Regions from separate parts of the Homo sapiens genome. Here regions 1, 3 and 4 are each linked to region 2. Evidence: chromatin contacts called from ENCODE Hi-C data. All regions are on one chromosome and are shown on one strand. Each heading gives the region's core, a stretch centred on a gene start or an enhancer-like site at or near the end of the contact. The rest is flanking DNA. Distances are from core to core; before and after follow the strand shown.

Evidence for each region. A loop is a pair of places that touch in the nucleus more often than their neighbours do. Pooled maps may share reads with other maps.
Region 1: a loop to region 2 is called in a map of ascending aorta, with 3 times the contacts of the local background. The contact joins the promoter of F10-AS2 here to the promoter of TUBGCP3 in region 2. A Hi-C loop is called at or near these places in 1 of 168 maps with a recorded cell type or tissue (ascending aorta) and 9 of 50 pooled maps.
Region 3: a pooled map shows a loop between it and region 2 (10-fold over the local background). The contact joins the promoter of SOX1 here to the promoter of TUBGCP3 in region 2. A Hi-C loop is called at or near these places in 4 of 50 pooled maps.
Region 4: a loop to region 2 is called in a map of CD8-positive, alpha-beta T cell, with 10 times the contacts of the local background. The contact joins the promoter of PCID2 here to the promoter of TUBGCP3 in region 2. A Hi-C loop is called at or near these places in 3 of 168 maps with a recorded cell type or tissue (CD14-positive monocyte and CD8-positive, alpha-beta T cell), 16 of 37 single-sample maps with no recorded cell type and 15 of 50 pooled maps.

What each region holds. Positions count from the first base shown.
Region 1 is chr13:113,152,480-113,158,414 of GRCh38, reverse strand. F10-AS2 (F10 antisense RNA 2) reads left to right here and starts at 4,429. Exons shown (of 3, transcript XM_011537532.4): 1 at 4,429-4,501; 2 at 4,645-5,271. The coding sequence starts at 4,429. It overlaps LOC124903216 (a long non-coding RNA gene), which reads right to left and starts at 3,915. Exons shown (of 4, transcript XR_007063880.1): 1 at 3,550-3,915; 2 at 3,300-3,358; 3 at 2,535-2,598; 4 at 1,805-1,885. RefSeq lists an enhancer at 1-284 and a silencer at 3,999-4,048.
Region 2 is chr13:112,584,638-112,590,886 of GRCh38, reverse strand. It overlaps TUBGCP3 (tubulin gamma complex component 3), which reads left to right and starts at 2,734. Exons shown (of 22, transcript NM_006322.6): 1 at 2,734-2,982. The coding sequence starts at 2,907. LOC124903251 (a long non-coding RNA gene) reads right to left here and starts at 2,701. Exons shown (of 2, transcript XR_007063945.1): 1 at 1,471-2,701; 2 at 1-873. RefSeq lists an enhancer at 1,919-2,738 and silencers at 2,804-3,023, 3,054-3,113, 3,144-3,263.
Region 3 is chr13:112,063,825-112,069,411 of GRCh38, reverse strand. SOX1 (SRY-box transcription factor 1) reads right to left here and starts at 2,263. Exons shown (of 1, transcript NM_005986.3): 1 at 1-2,263. The coding sequence starts at 1,753. The coding sequence ends at 578. The region is part of intron 1 of SOX1-OT (SOX1 overlapping transcript); the gene reads right to left.
Region 4 is chr13:113,203,613-113,209,918 of GRCh38, reverse strand. PCID2 (PCI domain containing 2) reads left to right here and starts at 1,250. Exons shown (of 14, transcript NM_001127202.4): 1 at 1,250-1,320. The coding sequence starts at 1,285. CUL4A (cullin 4A) reads right to left here and starts at 306. Exons shown (of 20, transcript NM_001008895.4): 1 at 144-306. The coding sequence starts at 291. RefSeq lists silencers at 1-50, 111-440, 541-810, 1,071-1,360 and enhancers at 895-1,544, 1,545-2,195.

The DNA.
Region 1 (5,935 bases), core at 3,180-5,679, 570 kb before region 2:
TGTGGTCAATGGAGGTGAGATAGGCCCTGGGGACACAGCACTGGGCGGGACAGACAAAGTCACATGCAGCTTACGTTCTAGGTGTGTGTGGAATACACAGAAAAGAACGAGGGAAAGAGACAGGAGGGAGTGAGGGAGGGAAAGCAGGAGGATGGAAAGAAGGAAGGGGAGAAAAGGAAGGGAGGGAGGGAGGAGGGAGAAAGCGGGGAAGGGCCAAATAGTGTCTGTCACTACAGCTCAGCACCATTGTAGCAGAGGCAGCATAGACAATCATGAATGAACACTTGGCTGTGTGCCAATAAAGCTTTATTTATAAGAGCTATTAAGGGGCCAGATTTGGCCCCAGGGTTGTCGTTTGCTGCTTTCAGATGTAGGCCCTGTGTATTAGTCCCTTCTTACACTGTTATGAAGAAATAGCCAAGACTGGGTAATTTAAGAAAAGAGGTTTAGTTGACTCCCAGTTCCACATGGCTGGGGAGGCCTCAGGAAACTTATAATTATGGCAGAAGGCACCTCTTCACAGGGTGGCAGCAGAGAGAATGACTGAAGCAGGGGAAATGCCAGATCCTTATAAAACCATCAAATCTCTTGAGACTCACTCACTATCCCAAGAATAGCATGGTGGAAACCACCCCCATGATTCAATTACCTCCCACCGGGTCCCTCCCAGGACACGTGGGGACTATGGGGATTACAATTCAAGATAAGATTTCGGTGGGGACACAGCCAAACCATATCAGCCCTTGAAGCCTGAGGTAAGAACCTGGTGTTTCATTTTCACTGTGTTGGGAAGATATTGGAGGGAACAGGAATTGACATGGAAAGATTTGTGCTCTGAAGGGATCACTGGGCTGCTGTGTGGAGAACAGAACATTCCAGAGAAGTCAAAAGGGAGGCTGCCGGCTAGTCCAGGAGGGGGTGAGGGTGCAGCCATGCAGCAGGAAGCACGTTTGCAGTCTGGATGCTTCAGGAAGGGAAAGCTGATGGGATTCATGATGAATTGTGTCGGGCAGCACGGCTCCAAGGTTTGGGCTGAGCGATTGGGAGGATGGCAGTGCGTGTGCTGAGACGGCCAAGCTCCAGGAGGGCAGAGGGAAGCGAGGTTTGGCAAATTTGAGGTGTCTGTGGGATGTCCAGGTGGAGACAGGAGTGGGCATCCGAGAAGCTGGGACTCACAGTGGAGATTCAGGTGGTAACAGATGAAATGACAGCATTGTCAGCATATAGATATTGTTCGATTGAATGACACTCAAAGGTGGCAAAACTCAATGAAAGGATTCTAAATACAATTTTGTTAAAGTGGGAACAGAAGAAAACTAAGAAGCTGACACCCTTGATTAAGAGGGCATGCCCGCAAATACACTGAAGTTGTGAAGTTTGCTTTAAAAAGCTGGGAAAAGAAAATAAAGTTTATCTTTAGTGAGTGAGTTAAAATAATTTGAAAGCCAGAAGTTGATTGTATAGGATAGCTCTTGGGTGAATTGCACCAGCCTGGCAATCTACGTGGCCTTCACTTAAGAAAAGGTGCCTTTTTTTGTGTGAAAATGTATTCCCACATGGAAATTTACATTAAAAATACTTCTGCTGGATAGTTTAAAAACCATCAATAGCTGCCTAAAAATGGAAAGGCAGACAGGGACATACACATTCGATCAATAAGTGTTAATTAAGCACATCCTATATGCCTGACATGGGTATCTGAGCTACAACCTCTTCCCTCATGGACCATTTTAGTCTGTTGGGGCTGCTGTAACAAAACACCTTAGAGTGGGTAATTTACGATAAACAGAAACGTAGTGCTCACAGTTCTGGAGGATGGGAAGTCCAAGATCAAGGCTCCAGTAGACTCAGTGTCTGGTGACGGCCCATGATTCATAGACGTGTCCTTGGATGGTGGAAGGGAGGAATGTGGGTGCTCCCTGGAGCCTCTTTTGGGAGGGCAGTCATCCATCCATGAAGGCAGAGTGCCTCCCAGAGGCCCCACCTCCTAGTACTATTGCACAGGGGGTTAGGTTTCAACGTGAGTTTTGGGGGATGGTTTGGCTCTGTGTCCCCAACCAAATCTCACCTTGAATTGTAATAATCCCCACAGGTCAAGGGCAGGACCAGGTGGAGGTGATTGAATCATGGAGGTGGTTCTTGTGATAGTGAGTGCATTCTCACAAGAGCTAATGATTTTATAAGGGGCTTCCCCCTGTGATTGACACACATTTTCTCTCTCCTGCCACCCTGTGAAGAGGTGCCTGCTTGCCATGATTATGTTTCCTGAGGCCTCCCCAGCCATGTGGAACTGTGAGTTCATTAAACCGCTTTTCTTTATAAATTACCTAGTCTCAAGTATTTCTTCACAGTGACATGAGAACAGACTAATACAGGAAGGCATCAACATCGAGGCCACAGCTGTGATTGACTGTGTTGTACGTGGACTGACCGTGTTGTATGTGGTGATTTAATTTTCTCATCTGCCTTCTCAAAGATACCACCTTTGGACCAAAAATTCTACAATAATAAATTGTCCAAACATTAAGATTCACCTCGTTCTACTCATCTTCCTCATCTCTCATATGAATAATCGTTCTTCTGTCACCCTCTTCTGTTCTGAAAAACAAACCAACCAACATTGGGACACTTTTTCCATTGACTGGTTTACTTTCCTTCTGTATACCTGAGGAGAATCTTCCTTCCTTTGGGGTCTTTGTCGTGTCCTTCAGATGTTGGGGTGTCCTCTGTGGGGGTCCCCAGCTTAAATCAACTGACCCCACAACTTTGTGTGGAACCTGAAATGAGCAGCCTATGGAGAACCTGGTCATTGAATACTTAGATCTTGCCGCAGTCCCTATTTAAATACCTGTTCAATCAACTCTGGGACCTATGTTTTAGATTTCAACATCTCTGAATTGGCCTGTTCCCTACAGCCAATGTTCTAATGTCAGCCTGGACAAGGCCGAGTTCTTCCTGAAAGGGGTTGTGCTTTATGTTGCCCCCTGGGGGCACTGCCACTTTGCAATCCCTTTAAATACATTTTTTTGTGTGAGTTTTGGGAGCCCATGTGAATAGTGTAAATGTATTGCAAAGCTGGTTCCTGGCTGGCCTGTGGTTTAGATTATCTGAGCTTCCCCCTCTTGCCTCCAGGCTGAGCTGACCCACAGCTAATTTGGGTATATGCTCTTTCTTTCAGGTTCATCAATAATGGTGCGTCTTAGATTCACAGAGTAGAGTGTGGTCTAGTCCACTTTGTGGTGCTGTAACAGGATATCTGAGACTGGGTAATTTATAAAGAACAGAAATTTATTTCTTACAGTTCTGGAGGCTGGGACATCAAAGGTCCAGGGGCCCCCATCTGGCGAGGGCCTTCTTGCTGCGTCATCCCATGGTGGAAGGTGGATGCGCGTGAGAGAGAGAGAGAGAGAGAGAGAGAGAGAGAGAAAGGGGAGAGAGGAAGGGGGCCAAACTCATCCTTTTATTCCAAAATAACGAACCCACTCCTACAATAGTGGTATCAATTCATTCACGTGGGCTCTGACAATGAATGCGTCTTAAAGGTCCCACCTCTCAACACTGTTGCCTTGGGATTAAGTTTCCAACACGTGCACTATAGGGACACATTCAAACCACAGCATGCTGCATCCTCTGATGTCCACATTGTGGATGGAGGTGGCAGCTTATCACCTGGAGCTCCTGAAGAAATTAAAGAGGAGACACATGGTGACGCAGCCCACAGCCTGGCGTTTTTAGCATCTCAGAAGCACTGACAGGGACCCGCAAGCTTATGAGAAACTGTTCAACTCATTGGGCTTCCTCAGAGCTTGGGAGACCATTAATGTGGAAGACACTATCTGGACATGTTTCTCTTTTTTCCACCTGTCTAGATTTTCTTTCAGGATCGGGGAGACTTCTGGAGTAGAAAAGCCACTCCAGAACCCTTCCTCCTCCTCCCCCACACCCCGCCTCATGAGCGGCTGCCCTCCGCGTGGCATGGAGTCCCCGCGTCCACTCAGAACCCTTCCTCCTCCTCCCCCGCGCCCCGCCTCCCCCGCGCCCCGCCTCCCCCGCGCCCCGCCTCCCCCGCGCCCCGCCTCCCCCGCGCCCCGCCTCCCCCGCGCCCCGCCTCCCCCGCGCCCTGCGTCACGTGCCCCTGCCCTCCCCGACGCCCCGCCCCCCACGCCCCTCCTCCCCCACGGCCCGCCCCCCCACGCCCCTCCTCCCCCACGGCCCGCCCCCCCACGCCCCTCCTCCCCCGCGCCCCGCCTCCCCCGCGCCCCGCCTCCCCCACGCCCTGCGTCACGTGCCCCTGCCCTCCCCCACGCCCCGCCCCCCACGCCCCGCCCCCACGCCCCGCCTCCCCCACGCCCCGCCCCCCGCGCCCCGCCTCCTCCACGCCCCGCCTCCCCCACGCCCTGCGTCACGTGCCCCTGCCCTCCGCGCAGCATGGAGTCCCTGCGTCCCGGCTCCACGGTGCGGGAGTCCTCCGTGGTGGCTGAATTCGCCTTTCAGGCCCTATGTTCAGGATTTGTGATCTGGGTTTTAAAAACATTTTTTAGAAGTCATTGGTAATTAAAAACAATAAGTTTTTTATTGTGGTAAAATAGACATACAGTTTACCGCAGGAATCTTTTTTTAAGCGTACAGTTGGCTGACCCTGAGTGAATTCGCTGTTGATAATCTGCTTCTCCCTGAGCTGCTGTCGCCCACACTCGCCGCTGGCCGTGCTTGTTTTTCTCCTGGAACTGGGGCCGGTGTCCCTGTTGACCTTGTCCCGGGTAGCTGAGCCCAGGGGACTCTCCTTCCTAGGGTTACCGCTCAGTATCAGCACAGCCACAACGTCCAGCCAGGGAGGGCATCCGAGGCCCTCAGCACCCACCCCGGGGGTCCGGCCCGCGTCAGGCTGCGAGTTCCCGAGTCCCTGGACCCAGCTGTGCCTGCTGGGGTCAGCGCAGTCTGTGAGCCTCGACCCCCAGCTCCCAGCAAGGCCTCCCAGCAAGGCCTGTCGGAACCCAGCGGAGACCGGCGGCTGGGGCTTGTCCTCGAGCGGGGGCGCAGGACACGGGGCGCGGGGCTCCTGCCCTTGCAGCGTCCTGTCAGGATGGACGACCCAAGCCAGACGGCGCTCCCTCCCGCCACACCTGGCCGTACTGGCCTCCAGCCATGCCGGTGCTGCCGAGGCCCCCGTGTGGGACAGGCCCCCGCTCCCGCCCGTCCTCCTGGCTGCATCTGCACCCGCCCGTACCCGCACCGGGCCTCACTGGCCCCTTCTCAGACCGGCACAGCCAGGTAGGTCCTCCCTAAGCACCACAGGTCGGGGCGGCTGGGCGTTTTGTAAGGACAAACTGCGACCGTGAACCCCGGGACGGCTCAGCACCCAGGCAGCGCGGCCTCTGAACGCTGTCTGCGGACTCGTCTCTCCTCCCCACTGGCCCGGCCACACGTCCATCCAGCCCCGCTGTCTCCCTCTTTCTGTGTCTGTCTCTCCGCCCTCTTTGTGTCTTGGTGTCTCCTCTCTCTCTCCCTCTCCCTGTCTGTCTCTCAGCATCTCTCTCTGTCTCTGTCTCCTGTGTCTCACTGTGTCTTTCTCTGTGTCTCCATGTCTCTGTTTCTCTCTTGTTCTATTCTCAATTTTTTTGTTTGTTTTTTACCTGGACTTACTCCCTCCCCTCTGTTTCTCTTTCTCTGTCTCTCTCTTTCTCTTTGTCTCTGTCTCTCTCTTTCTCTCTGTCTCTGTCTCTCTCTTTCTCTCTGTCTCTGTCTCTCTCTTTCTCTCTGTCTCTGTCTCTCTCTTTCTCTCTGTCTCTGTCTCTCTTTCTTTTTGTCTCTCTGGCTCTGCCTCTCTCCCTCTCCCCTCGCCCCCGCTGAGCGCTGTCTGACGGGAACCCCCAGCAGTCTCCCTCGCTCTCCTGGCAGCCTGCAGACTCCTCTGGTCTCACTGACTGCAGAGTCA
Region 2 (6,249 bases), core at 1,485-3,984:
ATAAGGGCTGATCTTAGGTGAAGCAAAAACAAGAAAGAGCTTCCAGTCAAGGGAGTTTTAAAACTTCAGTTAATTTTGCCAAATGAGTTTTGATTATTCTGCTTGTGCATTCTACTAACCCAGATGACTGGGGTGATAGGCACAATGGAAATGCTGGAAAATGGGCCAGATTTTGCATACTAACTGGATTATTTGTGCAGTGAAATGAGTGCCTCTGTTGCTATAAAGTTCTTGAGGAACTCCCCAAATCGGAATAATTTTCTCTAAGATAATTTTACTTACCGCCAAGGCTGCTGCTCTTCTGCATGGAAATGCTTCTACCCATGAGAAAATACACAAACCATCACTAGGATGTGCCTGTATCTTTGTGATGGTGGTAGCTGAAAAAATCTAGTTGCCATACCTCGAAAGGGCCTTCTGGTAAAGGAAAATGACATGGAGAACTGGGTCAAGGTTTCCTTGCATTATATTCTGGGAAGACAGCCCTGACTGTATACCCGTGAGCAACAGTTGGAGAAGGTTTCCGACAACATTGTTCTCCTCAAGAAATCAATAATCTTATCAGGGCTCCAGTGAGTCACATCGTGTATGCACGTTAAGAAAGATGGCTGGACCGGGCGCGGTGGCTCACGCCTGTAATCCCAGCACTTTGGGAGGCCGAGGCGGGCACATCACGAGGTCAGGAGATCGAGACCATTCTGGCTAACAGAGTGTAACCCCGTCTCTACTAAAAATACAAAAAATTAGCCCGGCATGGTGGCGGGTGCCTGTAGTCCCAGCTAGTCAAGAGGCTGAGGCAGGAGAATTGCGTGAACCCAGGAGGTGGAGTTCACGCCATTGCACTCCAGCCTGGGCAACAGAGCGAGACTCCATCTGAAAAAGAAAAAAAAAAAAAGAAAGATGGTTGTAACTTAGTTGGAAGTATGAGTAGAACATTTGGTCAAACCGTACATCAGTCTCAGAAGCGCATGTGCCACTTTTGTTTCCCAATTTTCTCGTCCTGTTTTTGGAGATTTAGATTGAGCTAATTTTACATAAAAATCTAACTTCCTTAAAGGCCAAAATGGTTTGATCTTTTTGTTCAGATATGTTTATGGCCACCCTGTTTGCTATACTACCTGCTAACTGGCTTATCTTGCTTTTTTGAGTGTCTTTGAATGGCCTGGAATCTTGATAATGGCTAATGATTTTGGCAATAGTATGGCTTGCCATAATTCTGAAACAAGGCACCCATTTTTTTGTGGGCTGACTAGAAAAGGTTAAAAATCCTTTGTCTCCATAGCATTCCAAAGTTATGAGCTACTCTATAAGCATACCTGCTATTGGTATAAAGATTAGCAGTTATTCCTTTTGCCAACTGACAGGCTCTAATTAATGCTATTAACTTTGCTTGTTGAGATGATTGCTCCTGGAAGACAAGCACTTTCTATTTCTTTGGGCAAAGACGCTATGGCATAACCAGTGTAATACCTTCCAGCTGCATCTTTAAGTAAGAGCCATCTGTAAACCAAATAACATCAGCGTTAGTGAGGGGGGTTCTTGCATGTCTGTCCTAGGAGAGAGCTGGTCAGGTAAGATGATGCAGTCATGCAGCGTTTCAGCTGAAGGTGGGGGAGAGGGTGGCAGGATTTAGATGACATCTGGACATTGTAGTATGCGGCTGAGAGAATAACTTCATGAGAAGCCAGTTACTAACTGATCGTGTTGAGTGTGATGCAAGTTTAGAAGCGTTTCCACAGAATGCGTATCGAAGGCAGTGAGGGGTGATCGCATCCTTGGTGGTTTGGTTGCTCTTGCAGAGCTGTGATGGTTGTTGCATCATGCAAGGAGACAGTCCTTTAGCTGTAGGGTCTAGTTGTTGACTGTAATACCCTACAAGTCTGCTTTGTCTCCATGTTTTTGAGTCAGAACGACAACAAACGTTTTACTTGCCAACAATTCTGCAACCTGAGCTGGACCCAGGCCCGACGGGCTTTGCAGACAGTCACGTGTGTGGCTGGCCTCAGCTGGGATGTTGGGATAGCTGGGTTGTCCTCCCTCTTCCATTTCATAGGATCTCGGGATCTCTTTCCATCATTTTTCCTTAGGAAGTTGGCCTTTTAACATGGTAGCTCACGGCTCCCAAGCGTGCACCCATGTGTAAGCTTTAACGATTGCACTGAAGTTGGCTTGGTGTAATTGTCTGCTTATCGATCTTTTTCTCGGCAGGTTTCCTGTTCTCTCACTCCGTACGTGATTAATTTATTTTCCCAGGACGTCCCAGTTACCCGGGCCGGGGGGGACCGGCCCGCGCGGCAGTGCGAGGTCGGGCCTGAGCAGGGCGCCTGTTGGATAGCGTAGCAGGTGAACTGCCCACTGCACGTTAACAATCGTAACACCCTGCACCCTTTAAACAGGCTTCTTTTTTCTTTTCTTTTTTAAACAGGCTTCTTTCATCAGAAGTGTGAATCAAACCAATGCCGTTAACACACACACCCCCACACCCACACACCAAATTATGGCCTTTATGGTGCTACCGGCCACCAAGTGCCCTCCAAGCAAGCCCGTCACGCTCGCGACTCCGGGGCCGCTCTGTCCGCGCAGCTCGAGGGCCTCGGGCCACCTGTCGCCCGGAACTTTCTCGGCCGACCGGGCAGCAGCAGGGGGAATGCACCAGACAGGGCCGGGAACGCTTAGGCAGCCGCACGCGCGGCCGCGGCGCAGGGAAGAAGCGGGGCATTGTGGGAAGCGCCCGCGCTTTCGGCGGGTTCCGTTAAAATGGCGCCCTGGTGGCCGGCGGCGCCCGCGCCTTAGCCTGTCAGGAGCAGGGAGCTTGCGGGGCGCAGGAAGGGCGCGGGCCGCGGTCCCTGCGCGTGCGGCGGCAGTGGCGGCTCTGCCCGGACCACCGTGCACGGCTCCGGGCGAGGATGGCGACCCCGGACCAGAAGTCGCCGAACGTTCTGCTGCAGAACCTGTGCTGCAGGATCCTGGGCAGGAGCGAAGGTAGAGTGGCCGGGCGACGCGAAGCCCGCAGACCCGTCCCGGGGGCTGCTCCCTGCGCGTGCAGCCCTAATACGTTCCGGGGCTGGAGGAACGAGGATGCAGGGCCGGGCAGAGGGCTGGGGGACGGGCCGAGGACGTGGGGCCCGGACGAGGGAGCGGAGGGCTGGGGTTCGAGGGTCAGGGAGCCGGGGAGGACAGCGGAGGGCTGGGGGCCAGGACCGGGGCGGAGGGAGTGGAGAGGCCAAGGCCGGGGCGAGAACGCCGGGGCGGGAGGCGGGAGGGCGGAGCCGAGCCGGAGCGGGCTGAGTCACCGCTCACTCCGCTCGCGGGTCCGTCAGTGAGGACGGGAGGAATGCCAGCTCGCCAATTTATCCCCCTTCTCTGGTGTCACGCGCCGTGGGAGGGCGCCTCTGCGCGCCTTTGGGTTCATCCTGTGGGGTGGAGAGAGCGGCTGCGCCGCGGAGGTGGATGCGGGGTGCTGGAGTGTCACATCATCGTCCCTTTTCGTTAGGAAAGTTTAACAGGCTTGAGTATTATGGGAAGAGGGTGTTAACGACTGTAACTGCCGTGTTTTCCTACTGTTTAAAGGGTTGAAGGTTGGATTTGATATAAAACTATTCTGGGAAAGTTCACATGGCGAATATTGTTACTAATAAGCAAAACTAATCCTATACGGTAGGTAAAACCATTTTGTAGTCGAGGTACTTTGAAAGAAATGGTACAGGATGCCATTTCTTGCTCCTTGTTTTGGCCAGGTTGGTGGGGCAGAGAGTGAGGATGCACCATGAGGGAATTTTCTGAGTAATGGAAGCAACTGAGTTACATCTTAAGCACCAAAATGTGGAAAAGAAGTTACTCAATTTTTGAAGGAAGACTTCAAAGTTACATTTAAAGTACTGAGAATGCATTTTGACCTTTCATGCTTCATGACAATTACTGTACATAATTCATTGGATGTTCTATGATAATCTTGGGGCAATCATGAATAATTTTGTGTCGCTATTAAATGAGTGACTTCACACAGTTCTTGCTGCATCTTGTAAAGTTTGATTCTATCACTTTATTTATCTAAGAAATCTTTGAGGACAACCCCGTCCTCAAAGTTCCCCCCGGGAACTGTGCTAAGTGCTGGTGATGCAGATGCACAAGTCATTCCTCCCACAGATCTGACAGACACTCTACTGGAAGAGACAGATGATAAACCAGCCATGTTAATTAGCAATAAGTACTGTGGCGAAAAAGTAGGGTAAAGGAATAGAGAGGGAAGAGGCAGGTGAGGGAAAGCCTCTGAGATATTTAAAGAGACCTGAATGGAGTAAGGGAGGGCCATTTGAACATCTGGGGAAGGTTCTGAGTAGAGAGAACCAGTGGAAAGGTCTTGAGGTATGAGCATGGCCTGCCATCGTTTGTTTTTGTCATTAGCAGACTGAGTTTCCTTTCACATGTTTCATGTTCCTCGTCATAGGGGGAATCAGATAAAACTAAGATTGTTAGGACTTACCCACCTTAATGTCAGTGTTTTCCTTATACCAGTGGTTCCAGAGTTTTTTTTTCTAGGGATAAACCACACATTCATACATTCCCATTGTTATAATTGGATTTTGAAATTCATTCATCATGAGCTAGAATGATATTTCTCAACCTAAGAACTTTTTTTTTTTTTTGAGACAGAGTCTCACTCTGGTCGCCCAGGCTGGAGTGCAGTGGTGTGATCTCGGCTCACTGCCAAGCTCTACCTTCCGGGTTCATGCCATTCTCCTGCCTCAGCCTCCCGAGTAGCTGGGACTACAGGCGCCCGCCACCACGCCTGGCTCATTTTTTGTATTTTTAGTAGAGACGGGGTTTCACTGTGTTAGCCAGGATGGTTTCGATCTCCTGACCTCGTGATGCACCCGCCTCGGCCTCCCGAAGTGCTGGGATTAGAGGTGTGAGCCACCGCGCCCAGCCAAAAACTTTTTTTTTTTTACATTGAAGATTCTTTGATATAAAAGTTTTGTCCCTTCTAAGAGACTGAAAAGCTTCTTTTCAGCAAAATTCTGTATCCTACTATCTTCCCATTTAGAACTGTGTCTAAAAGTGGGCTCTCAGATCCTGACAGGGTCCTCTCTGAATAAATAATTTATTTATTTATTTATTTGAGATGGAGTCTTGCTCTGTCACCTAGGCTGGAGTGCAGTGGCATGATCTGGGCTCACTGCAACCTCTGCCTCCTTCAAGTGATTCTCCTGCATCAGCCCCCCAAGTAGTTGGGATTACAGGTGTATGCCAGCACTCCTGGCTAATTTTTGTGTTTTTAGTAGAGATGGGGTTTCACCATGTGGCCAGGCTGGTCTCCAACTCCTGACCTCAAGTGATCTGCACCCCACCCCCCTGCCGCTTGGCCTCCCAAAGTGCTGGGATTACAGGCACGAGCCACTGCGCCCGGCCCTCTCTGAATAAATTATGTCATGAAGTCCATTAAAGGTGATGCTCTTTTTGCTATGTTCTAGATAGCTAGGATTGTCAAGCATTTATGATATAATTTTAAATTATGCTGCTATTTACTGAAGAATTTATAAATAGTAGCTTACCTTGTTCTTTCATTTGTTATACCTTAGTGAGCAAAGGAGCAATATTAATTACTACCTTTACAATATTTGGTGTTAAAAATTTGATTAGTGAGCATTTTATCTGGTAACTCCATAGAATATTTGATTAATTACCTTATTCTTTGATGACATATTACAATTGGCCTTATGCTTTTGTAATACATTTTTTTTAGTACTATGAAATCAAGGCATAATAGGTACTTGTTACTTTTAATGAGAATTTCATATGAATCACATTTTTATAAGGTATCTTTTAAAAAATTATACAGTTGACTTCAAGGGACCTTCAGAAGCAAAGCACCTACATATAATGGTGCTTGACAGTTTTACAAAGTTAGCATGACCATGATTTACCACCTTTTCCAACTTATAACATCTGTGAATTTGCTTGAAACACATACTGCCAGCCAGTCATAGTCAAATCCTGTCTCCATATCCCTGCCCCTCCTGGGAGCACATTTATTTATTATGTCTTTGCGTAATTATTCTTATCATTGGAAACAGTGTGCTTGATGTTAATGTTCAAATCTGTCAGAGGTAACACTTCTTTTCATAGCTACTTTGTAATCCTTTTTCTAACTATGAGGTAAAGAATACATAAAGAGGAATTTATATTAGATAAGTATTTCATCATAAATGTTCAGGTATGACTACAGTACACAGCATATTCGAAGATGAT
Region 3 (5,587 bases), core at 1,014-3,513, 520 kb after region 2:
CCAGAATATAACTCCGCCGTCTGAAGGAGGGGGTGGTGGTGGTAATCTCTTTGTATAAATTAACAAACCAACCCAAAAGAGCGGTAACAACTACAAAAAACTTGTAAGTGCTTGGACCTGCCTTACTACATTTATAACAAATGCGACGAGCTCCGCGTCACTTGGGCTCCGGCGGTCGGCGCCGTCCGGAAGCAACGCGGAGGAAAGTGAGCGCGCCGGCCGGTATACAAAAGTGGGCTTCGCCTCTCGCCTCGTTTTGACTTTTTTGTCCCCTCGAGCAAAGAAAACGCTTTCCGCTTCCTCCGTAGGTGATAAATACTGTACAAAAAGTCTCAAGAAAACACCGAAGTTCAGTCTAAAACCCAAGTCTGGTGTCAGCGCCCGGCGGTCGCCAGGGTCTCCGGGGAAGGTGAGTGGGGGACACGCGTCACCCGGCGTTCGTCTCCAGTATTTTCCTTTTGACAAGAATGTGGGAACGTCTGTACAAAAGCCACGCCGCGCCGGGGCGGGGCGGGAGCCGGGCGCGGGCCGCGAGCTCGTGGGTCGCCGCCGCAGAGTCCCCGGCGTCCCGAAGGCGCTAGATGTGCGTCAGGGGCACCGTGCCGTTCACGCCCGCGCCCGCGCCCTGGTAGTGCTGCGGCAGCGAGTGCAGCCGGCTCTGCGCCGCGGCCGCTGCTGCCGCCGCCGGGTCGCCCCCCTCGCCGGCGGGCAAGTACATGCTGATCATCTCGCGCAGGTCCCCGGGGCACGGCGCCCGCGAGTGCGCTGGGGCGGGCGGGCTGCCGCTGGGCTCCGACTTCACCAGAGAGCCCAGCGCGCCCAGGGCGCCCGACGACGCGGCCGCCGCCGCCGCCGCCGCCGCCACGGCCGAGTTCTGGTGCGCGCCGCCCGCAGCGGCGGCGGCGGCGGCCGCGGCGCCGTAGGGGAGGCCGCCGTAGCCCGAGGGCGACGCGCTCATGTAGCCCTGCGAGTTGGAGATGGGGCTGTACTGCAGCGCGCCCATGTCGTAGCGGTGCATGGGCTGCGGGTTGTGCGGGTGCGCGTGCGGGTGGTGCGGGTGCGGGTGCGCGGGGTGCGCGTGCGGGTGCGCGCCGCCCGCGCCCGGGTGCTGCCCGTAGGCCAGCTGCGCCTCCTGCATCATGGCCGCGGCCGCCGCCGCCGCCGCCACCGAGCCGGGGTAGGCGCCGTTGGCCCAGCCGTTGACGTGCGCGTAGCCGCCGCCCGCCGCGCCGCCTGGGCTCTCCAGGCGCTGGCCCACGGCCGCCGCGCCCACGCCCACGCCCACGCCCATGGCCACAGCCGCGCCGCCGCCACCCGCGCCGGCCGCCAGGAGCCCGCCGGCCAGCGAGTACTTGTCCTTCTTGAGCAGCGTCTTGGTCTTGCGGCGCGGCCGGTACTTGTAATCCGGGTGCTCCTTCATGTGCAGCGCGCGCAGCCGCTTGGCCTCGTCGATGAACGGCCGCTTCTCGGCCTCGGACATGACCTTCCACTCGGCCCCCAGGCGCTTGCTGATCTCCGAGTTGTGCATCTTGGGGTTCTCCTGGGCCATCTTGCGCCGCTGCCCGCGGGACCACACCATGAAGGCGTTCATGGGCCGTTTGACCCGGTCCTGGTTGGCCTTGGCGCCCCCGCCGCCGCCGCCGCCCCCGCCTCCGCCCCCGCCGCCGCCCGCCCCGGCGGGGCCCGAGAGGTTCGTGGGGGCCTGGGCGCCGCCGGGCGAGTGCAGGTCGGTCTCCATCATCATGCTGTACATCGGGGCGGCTGGCGGGTTCACCGGCACCGCGAGGAGAGGGCCTGGAGCATAGACGGCCGGGGTGGGAGGGAGACGGAGAGGAATTCAGACGGAGTGAGACGGGGGCGGGGGGGTCCTAGCGGAGAGAAGAATGGGGAGGGGTGGAGGCAACGACAACAAAAAAAGGCAGAAACACACGCACTCGGCGCCGGTTCGGCTCGCAGGTGGAAAGTTTCTCCTGATGCACAAACCACTTGCCAAAGAGGCCGACGGTCGGGGTCGCCGTCTTCGCCGCCACCGCAGCCCAGGCGCCCTCGGCGGAGCGGTGCAAACAGGTGCAGTCGTGGCCAAGTTGCAGCTCCGCTTTTGGGGCCGGGAGCGGTGCGCTGGGCCCGGCCCGGGGTGTGCTGTCTCCTCGCCGGCCGCCGCTGCGCGCTGTCTCCTTCCTCCTGCGCTCGGTCCTCAGCGGCCTCCAACTCGGAGGCTGCAACTTCTAGCAGGGCGGCGCGCCGCGTGCGCTGGGCATGTGCTGGTCCCAGGTGCCCGGGGGAAGCCAGGCGCCAGTGGCGGGGGGGGGGAGGCGCAGGGGGGCCTGCAGGGGGCGATTACGGTGCAGCCAGGGAGGGGCCCGGGGACAGCGGGAGGAGCGCGGGCTCGCGGAGAGGGCCGGAGAGCCGGGGCCGCCGAGCCCGGGATGGGCTGCCCGCTGCCTGCCCGGGGCCGTGCGCTCGGAGCGGAGGCGCACGCGGGGCCGGCGGCGCGCGGGGCCCAGCAGCCATACGCCGGGCCCGGGCTGCCATTAAATGAGCGCGCCGCGGCCAATGGGAGCCGGCGGCGGCGGTGATTTGCATGGCGCGCTGGCGAGTGACGTGGGGAGGGAGTAGATACACTGGGCGCGGGCGGCGGAGCGGGGAGGAGGGGAGGAAGGAGGGGGAGCAAAGCAGGAAGGAGGGGGGAGGAGGCCCGGGAGGGGGTGACAGCCACACCGCTTCCTGAGCGCGCGCGCGCGGCGGCGGCGGCGGCGGCGAACCCCGAGCTCGCCCTCCTCGCCGCTCCCCGCCCGCGCGTTCCGAATGATTAACGATTGGGTTGAAAAGCGAAGACTAAGAAAGGATCGTCGTGGGGTGGGGGGAGGAAACGCAGCCCCTGGCCAGGTTTAAACGGGCGCAGTGGAGACCCAGCTCCTCCTCTGCCCCCGCCGGCCAACTCTGTGCCTGCAGGGAAGGGGAAAGTTGAGTGCGGGGCTGGCACGTCGCCCTCAGTTCCCCCGAGTGCTGAAAAGGAGGGGCGCTCCCTTGGACGCAGGGGATACCCTCCGAGGGCCCCTGCAGGTTCTCTGCAAGGATCAGGCGGCTCAGCCATCCCCCGCCCTGCATCCGTTCTCGGCCGCGGCGTGCACTGAAGTTCGCCAGTGCCCGCTCTTGCAGCGAAGGCCTTCACAGTCCAGGCCCCACAATTCGGGTAAAGGGGGAGTATTTGTGTGGGCATGGCTCCATAGCTTCGTTTAGTATCAGCCCTAAACTTTTGTGGGGAGGAGTCTTTCAATGAGCCCGGGGCCATAGTCACGCACTCTTCCCAACCCGGATCTTCTTCCTCTGGAAAAGGAATTTCTAGGAAGGCCGAACACAACAAGATCTATCTGGAATCTAGTTCCTGAACAACAGTTGAAAAAGTTTGTTGAATCGCAAAATAATGATATGGCGCACGCTTTTCTGGAGTGAATTTCCCACGAGCTGGTTGCCTAAGAACGGAGAAAACTGCGTGAACTGCGCGGGGCCACATAAACCGAATGAAAGGCGGGGCCTCAGGACGGGTCTCAGCCGCCGGTCTGCGTCATGCAAAGGAAAGGCCTGGCTCGTGGAAAGAGTAAGGCATTCACCTGTGGTTATCATTCTTAAACCTCAAAGTGGCTTTGATTTGGGAACGTGAAAGAGATTTTCAAACGCAGTCTCAAGTAGCATAGCGCTCACACTACCGTTTCCACCAGACTGATCTGAAAGTGGTCCAAAGACGACTTTTGAGCCCAAGTATTCCTCCTCTGCCCTCCCCGAGGCACCCTGAGATGAGAGTGCTTGTGGAGATTGGTGGTGGGTAAAGTAGAACCTTCACCGCATGTCACATGTCTGCCTGTCTTGTAGTAGGAATATTCAGTAAAGATGATGATAACGGTAATAGGAGTAATAGGATGTTTGAGTCTGTTGGGCAGCGAACACGTGACACCTTTTTTTTCCTCTTAAAAAAACTTCTGAGGTTGTGAATTTCTTGACCCTGTTGCTTGTCCAAGGTAAAAGAATAATGCTTTATTTCCTCTCAATTGCTATGATTATTACTGTAGGGTTTGTTTTATTATTGCAGGGTTGCTACAGTGTGAAGTGCAACAGCAAATTGATCTCTCTGCAGATTAAACTGCTTTCATTCCAGGCCATTCAGCATTTACTAGTAAATCCATCAAGTAATATATAATTATATTAGAAAGGGAACATCATTTTATATTTATTTTTTCACTAAATATCTAGGTTATAAACTGGGCTTCCAACTACCTTCTTATTTCACCAGTCGAGTTTGTTAAATCTTTTGATTTGTTACATGCACTACCTACAAATATCAGTTACATTGTGAATGAACAAAAAAGGAGCAATAATATTGTTTGGGAATGCTATAGCCCCATTTTTTTCTTTGATAATTTAGGAGGCAATGGGTGTGCAGTGAGATCCAGTGTGTTATGGAAAGTCAGCAAGACTGAAATAAAGGAAATGGTTTACAAATTATAAACTATATTATCCACTTAGCAGTTGAAAGATTTCTTTCCTCTGCTTTTCAATTTAGAGTTTAAACTAAATAGCTTAAGACTCCCTGAAAATGCTTTGTATGAATCAGGCTTGGCACATTATTTTCCATATCAATGGAGCAATTTATTTTATAAACACCCTGCACTCCAGTGTGCTTTGCAGGAATGCTTTATGCTTTGGGGAACTTGGATAGCTGACTTTGAAATGGTCTACTTTTTTTCTACCATAGTCCCGAAAATTGTTTCCAAATACGACGTTACCCTTGTTTTTCAGAGCATCTAAATAAGAGGAAAATGGTTTAGCATCCTGTGAGCTCACACTAGTGCTCAACGTTCAGGGTGCTCTCCATAAGCCCTCTTCAGTGACGAGATGTTCCCTAGGCCCAAGCGGCTGCACGCACTATGTGTGGCCACCTGCATAAGTATTAAACCAAAGCTGCAGGTGTAACTTGTTGCCAAGCGATAAATGATTGGCAGCAGCAGGCAGTGCCAATTAGGCAGCACAGGGCACTGCATGCTAGACCTCTGTGCCTTCATTCCTGGCATGAGGATTGACGAGCATAATATTAACTCCTGCTGGTGATCGATGGCTTCTGGAAGCCTCAATTTCTTGCTCCTTCTAAACTCTTTCCTCAGTGACTCTTTAAGAAGAGAGAAGACAGTCCAAAACCAGTTTGAAAAGCACCTCCTTCTCCCTTCTACCTCCAGCCAAGTTGGCAGTTACCTCCTTCAAACCCAGTACTTTCCCAAAGGCTGGACTCCTGGAGATTTGAACACTGACTTCCCTATTCCCAAGTAATGTAATAGGAAGTCTAGACCCCCAGGCACAGGGTTACTGTCACTGTTGATTGACCAAACTTGCTTTTTTGGCAGCTCAGAAACTTCATTGTGCCTCTTTGCTCAAAATGCCAAAGCGAAGATCAACTTAGAAATGTGGATAAAGACACTTTCTATTGTTGTATGTAACCTGTGGTCATAATCTTCAAAGCCAATCCAGAACCAAGCCATCCCTAGAAGTTACACGCACACATATATGCCTGTATGTATGTGATAGGTTAAGCCATTAT
Region 4 (6,306 bases), core at 1-2,500, 620 kb before region 2:
TAGCCACCCCCGACCCGGCCGGCGCCCCGGCGCCCCCGCTCCCGGGGCCCGCACGGATCTCGGGGCCTTCCCCCCAAGTCGGGCGGGGTCTCGTGGGGTCCCCGCCCGGGGCGCCTGGCCCTCGACCCGGCCGCCGCACCCACCTCGGAAGTTCTTGATGACCAGCTTCTTGGAGCCGCCCGCGCCCCCCGGCTTGGCGGGCGCGGCGGCCAGGGCCGCGGGCTTGGTGAGGCCGTTGGTGCGGCCCACGAGCGCCGAGAAGCTGCCCTTCCGCGGGGCCTCGTCCGCCATGGCTGGGCCGGAACCGCCGCGCCCCGCCCCGAGCGCCGCCGCCCGCCGAGCTCCGCTCCGCCCGCCCCGGTCCGCGCGGCCTCCGCCCCGTCCTCCTCGCGCGCCCCGCCCCGCCCCGCCCGCGTGCCCGAGCCCAACCGCCGCCGCGCCCGGCTACTCCTGAGGGCTTAGGAACGCGCGCCGGGAATCCCTCCTGAGGGATCGGACTCCCCCTAAGAGATTCGGACACCCCCTCCTGGCTCGAGGGCGCGCGCCGGGACTCCCGTCCTGAGGGATCGGGACCCTCACCCCCGGCTCCGGGGGGCGCACCGAGACCCTGCCCCCAGGGCTCCGGGCACCCCCTCCTGGCTCGGGGATGCGTGCCGCGGGCACCCCTCCTGAGGGGATCGGGAGCCGGGACACCCTCCTGAGGGCCCCGGGGCGCGCGCCTCCTGAGGGCTCGGCACCCCCACCCCGGGCGTGAGACCACCTCGAGGGCTCAGGGGTGCGCGCCGGGACGTGCCCTAACTCCTGCAGGCTCGGGAGCGCGCGGCGGAGGCACCTTATGAGAGCTCGGGAGCGCGCGCCATGTCCCTCCCCCTCCCCCTCCTCGGGCGCGCGCGCCCCGAGGCCCTGGCCCAGCCAGGCGCGGAGGGTCCTCCGCGGCCTGGTTTTCACAAGGGGCAGACGAAGGGTCAGCGCAGTGAAAGGCAGTTTAGCCGTGGGGCTGTCCTCGCCACTGGACCCCAAACCCCTCAGCCCGGGCGGGCCCGAACACACAATCAGAGCCGCTGGCGTCCCGGCTGAGAGGACGGGGCCCCGGCAGAAAGACCCCGGGCCCCCTCAGCCCGAGCGCGTCGCCGAGCCGGTCCCCAGGTTCTCCCTCCGGAACCAACCTGCGCACCCGCGGCGGGGCCGGGGGCGCCAGGACCCAGACGGACCGAGGGCCGGAAGTGACGCCAGCTGGCCCGCTTGAGGCGTAGGGGGTGGCGCTCTCCGTTCGGCGGCGCTCCCATGGCGCACATTACCATTAACCAGTACCTGCAGCAGGTGGGTCCTAGCCGGGGAGCGCGCGGCGGCGTGGTTGGCCCTCGGCGTGTTCCGTGTGTCCCCTCCTGCCTTGGACCCTCAGGCCTTTTCCTTTCCCGCCTCGCCACCCTTCTTCCGTTCGGGTCCCCGGCGGGCAGCCGCGCGAGCCGAACAGCGGCGGCCGGGACTCGGGAAGGCGGCCCGAGTTCTCCCCTGCAGGGCCGCCGTGGGGGCCGGGCGGTGTCCGTGGATCGCGGAGTCGTCGCGGTGTAAGTAGACGCGGCGGTCCCAGGTCGCTGCCCTCACTTGCTGGCACGTGTGGCCGCGCTCCCAGGCGGTCCGAAGGGCCTGCGGGCCACGCCGAGGGCCCGCTGTGGGCGGTGCTGTGTCGGATGGACGCTGTTTCCCAGCAGGATGCGGGATGAATTCGGGGACTCCAGGAGGCGATGGAGGAGTAAGCGCGAGGCTGTGGCCGTGCTGCAGGCCGGGCTCGTGCCCCTCGTCCTCGCTGTCGTTTAACGCCCTTCACTCTCCGAGCACAATGCACACTTCATATCGCTCGGTACATGCGTCTGACAGATGTTGTTCAACAGCTTGTAAGTAGCAGAAGCACAGTTAAAAGATGGACACTTGTAAAGATTCAACGCATATTCTTTCCACTAAACTATGCCTGTCTTCAGAACCAGCACTGTGGTAACAGGGATAGGAAATATAGGGAATGGATTTTTAAAATATTTGAAGGAAACATTACCAAGACGTGGTGAATAAGAATGGGTGGGCTGAGGGACACGGAGGAGTTAAGAATGATTCCCAGGCTTGTAATCTGGGAAAAAGATGAATAGAGTGGATTTGGAGGGAGAAATAAAGTTTTGGGCATGTTGAGTTTGAGGTGTCTGTTGACAACTGGGTAAAGATACGTACTTGATAGCTGAAAAGTCTGACATGATTGGGCCCAGCAGTTGCTTGGTTAATTGAGAAAACTGGTTAAAACAGGAATCACGAAGAAATGGATGTATGTTTTTAACTTAAAACATGAAAGTATACATTCACTTGCCAATTTTTTTTTTACACCACTTACCTCAAGTTCTATACTTGCCAATCTTTTGATGTAAGCCCAGGGCCTTTTCTTTAGGCTGTGTCTGTTTTGGCCTAATCTTAGCAGACTTAACATTTTCCAATATCAGTTTATTTAAAGTTAAACAAGGATATAGGCATTTAAGAACCAATTTGATACGATTATCTTTAGAATTTTCTTAATCTTTTACAATTTTTCCCCCATACCTAATTATTTTTTTAACAAACTCAAGTGAGCCTTTTAAAAACATACAACTTAGCTTATAGAGAAACAACTGTTTCCTTTTGCATTCATATTTCATTGATGAGCTTAAAAGTACATAACTACCATAACAGGTTCGGGTAGCAAAAATAGATTTGAGAACAAACACATCTGGATATGAGAACACATACAACTTAGCTGGCAAAAGCTTGCGATGTATTAGAGTGAAGCCTACTTGCTGAAAGTCGTCATCATACCTTGGGCATCAGCTCGTGTATTTCAGGGAGGGATTGGAGAGAGTCATTTTTCCAATTCAAGTCAGTTAAAGTGAGACTGATAAGCGAGCTTCTACTCTATGTGTGTAAACTGAAGTTTAAACAGACAGATTTGGGTTAAAGATACAAACCTGAGACTCCTTCGTAGTCACATGATGGGAAAGACTGAGAAGGGAAGGGGTGACCCAGGGAACAAGTAGAGAGAGTAGACAGGGGCTGGGCCCAGGATGGACTTCTATGGAGATGTGCATGCCTACATCTCCGCAAAGGGCAGTGTAGCCACTGGGGTGAGACAGCAAAAAGTCCGCTTCCTCCTAATTCTGATGGATAAAAATATTTCTGGTTGAACTGGCATGTTACCTAAGTTTTATGTATTAACAGATTCTTGAATATTTTAAGAAAATAGGTGCCTCTTCGATACAGAATGGCAACCGGTTATACATGGTAACACATGTTTGATTTGTTGTATAGGAACATAAGTGCCAATGTCACTGTATCTCTTTGGGAATAAAACCATCATTTGCACATTCATCAAAGCTAGGAAGTTGGGGGAAATCATTGACTCCTCCTTTAGTCTCAGCAAATAGTCCTTTACCTAATTGGATGTATCTCCGAAGTCTCTCAGATCCATCCCTTCTTTATCTGTTGCCACATGCTCCCCAGCCAGGACGCCCTGCTGCAGGTACTGGTTGATGGTTTCCTTTACTTTGCCCTTTCCAAGTGAGACACAGCAAAGAGACCATAGACTTTAAAGACAATAAGACTTCAGCCCAAATCCTGGCATTTTTACTAATTCTGGGACCATGACAAGTTATCTAACTTCTGTGACTCTCCATCTCTAAACAGGCTTCACATAAGTTGTGAGAATTAAAAAGACCATGAATTCACAGTAAATGCATTTACTTAGTAAATGATAGTTCTGGTATTTTATTGAAGAAGAGTTGAGCATCTGCCTCTGTTACTAAAACTTCATTGACTCTCTGTTTCCTCCAGGGAAAGTTCCAAATGCTTTAGCACATCATCTGGTCCATGTTTACCTGTTAACTTGGCATCACCAGTCTGAAGGTTTATTTCACTTATGCTGAATGCACCATTGCCCCACCGAAGTACTCATAACTTAAAATATACCATTTAACCATTTTAAAGTACACAATTAAGTACATTCACAATATTGCACAACCATCACCATTATCCAGAATTTTTTGTCACCCCAAATGGAAATGTCATAAGCATTAAGCAGTCACTCCCTGGTCCTCCCTCCCGAGCGCTTGTCAACCGCTAATGTGCTCTCTGTCTGTATGGATTTGCTGACTCTGGTGATTTCAGTATGTGGCTTTTGTGTGTCTTTCCCTTGCATCATGTTTTCAGGGTTCATCTGTGTTGGAACATGTGTCAGTGTGTCGTTCTTTTTTATGGCTAATGATATTCCATTGTATGGAGTATTTTGTTTATCCATTCATCAGTTGATGGACCACTTCAGTTGTTTCCTCTTTTTGGCTGTTGTGCTGCTGCTGTGAACATTCTTGCGCAGGTTTTGTATTCTTTTTGGCATATACCTAAGAGTGGAATTGCTGAGTCATATGGTAATTCTGTGTTTAACTTGTTAAAGAAATGCCAAAGCAGCTAGCTGCATCATTTTACATTTTCACCAGCAATGTATGAGGGTTGCAATTTCTTCACTTTCTTGTCAATGCTTGTTTTTTTCCATTCTTTTTATTATGGCCATCCTGCTGGGTGCGGAGTGGTATCTTCTTGTGGCACCCCATGATCTTTCTTGTCCCAAAGATTTTCTTCATTATGTTCCTTTTGCCAAGAACACCTCTCTTTTTTACAGGTGTAGTGAACATCTTTATTTAGGGAATCAGCTTTGAGTTAGATACTTTACTCCTTAATCTTCAGTAGTTCTTCATATTGTCTTTCAAGAGTTTATGGAATTGGAAAGTTTGACTATTCAGAAGTGACTTCAGAGGTTCATGACCTGTAATGATTTTGAATTTTTAAAAGAGTTATGAGTTCCAAGAGTAGATGGTGCCTCCTGTGGACCAGACTGGAGGGCGTGAGGGGCATGCAGCAACCACAAGGAAGTCTTCCTGGGGCCAGAGCCAGGGAGCATCCCCTGGTGAGCCAGGCCTGGGGGTGCCGCTCAGAAGGTGCTCACTTGGAGTCTGGTTGTGTGGTCCCATTGAGGGCTGAAGGCTCTGCAGCATGAGCTGTTAAGAGTTGGCCAGGTGGCTGGGCTGCTAGGGGTCCTGTGTCCACTGCGGCGCCAGTCGCACCTTTAGGGCTTGCAAGTACCGTCCGTTGCCATCCCTGCTTTTCCTCTTCACATCCCCAGTCTTCTCACAGTTTAGTCATTGAGGCAGGGGCATTGATAGGACCACCCCTGGGACACATTCATGCCTGCCAAGCAAGCTGGGGCCCTCCTTGGGCTCAAGGCCCTGTGGCACTGAGCCCTCCTCTGGTCAGGTCACCCGTGGGACACTGGGTGCAGCCCAGGTAGGTGTGGCCAAGCAGAGCCCAGGATGTGGCGACATCACCCTGCATATGTGCAGGGACCACCCTGGGAGGTCACAGGCAAAGGAGGGCTACCAGTGAGTGCCCCCAGCAGGGGTCTCCGCCTCTCCTTGGAGGGCCCCGGTGTCTGTACTCCAGGGTTTGATCCCTTCGTGACCACTGTGTCCCCAGTGTGTTTAGTCATTGAAGTATGCTTCCATTCCACAGTGCTTGCTCCAAGTCTGGGACTCTCAGCTTTCAGTCACTCATAGGTTCCTTCTGCAGAGAGCTCTGGAGGCCTTGGCAACATCAGAACATCATGCTCAAGTGTGACCTGTCACCAGAGTACTGATGTTAACCAGAACACTCCTCTTCTCAGGCTCCTGGGGCTGGGCCCAGTGCAAGGCCCTGGGTGGTGCGAGAGATCGCACAGTGCGGGGCCTGGAGTGCCTGGAACCATAAGCAGGGGTGGCTGTGGGGAACTCTTAGCTTGAACCTCCTGTTTGTGTGGAACCAAAGAGAGCACGGCTTGGCCAGCAGGCTCCAGAACCGCTTTCTAGCCAGAAGCCCCTTAGTTGAGCAAGGTTGGAGTCTGTTGGGGCTCCTGTGGCTAGGCCTGCCCACATGGCACAGGGAGGGCCACTTTGGAAGGCATATCCTCTCTGGGGCTAAACTGACTAATACTGGTTTTCTTGGGGGACTTGCAGACCAAGACCTGGGTGGGATCGGTTGTTTTGCCTTCCATCCCAGGGCCAACTACTGATGGGAGGGCAAACGGGGAAGACGCAGTGTGCCTGCCTGGCCAAGGCAGTTGCCACCCTCATCCTTGAGGGCGCTGTTCCATTGCACCTGGTCAGATGGTCTCGAGGGAGCCAGAGGAGGCCCCTTTGGAGCTGGGCACCAGTGAGTTCTTGCAGGGCGTGGGCAGGGGACACCGGAAAGCCTCCTGCAGAGGATGGGCAG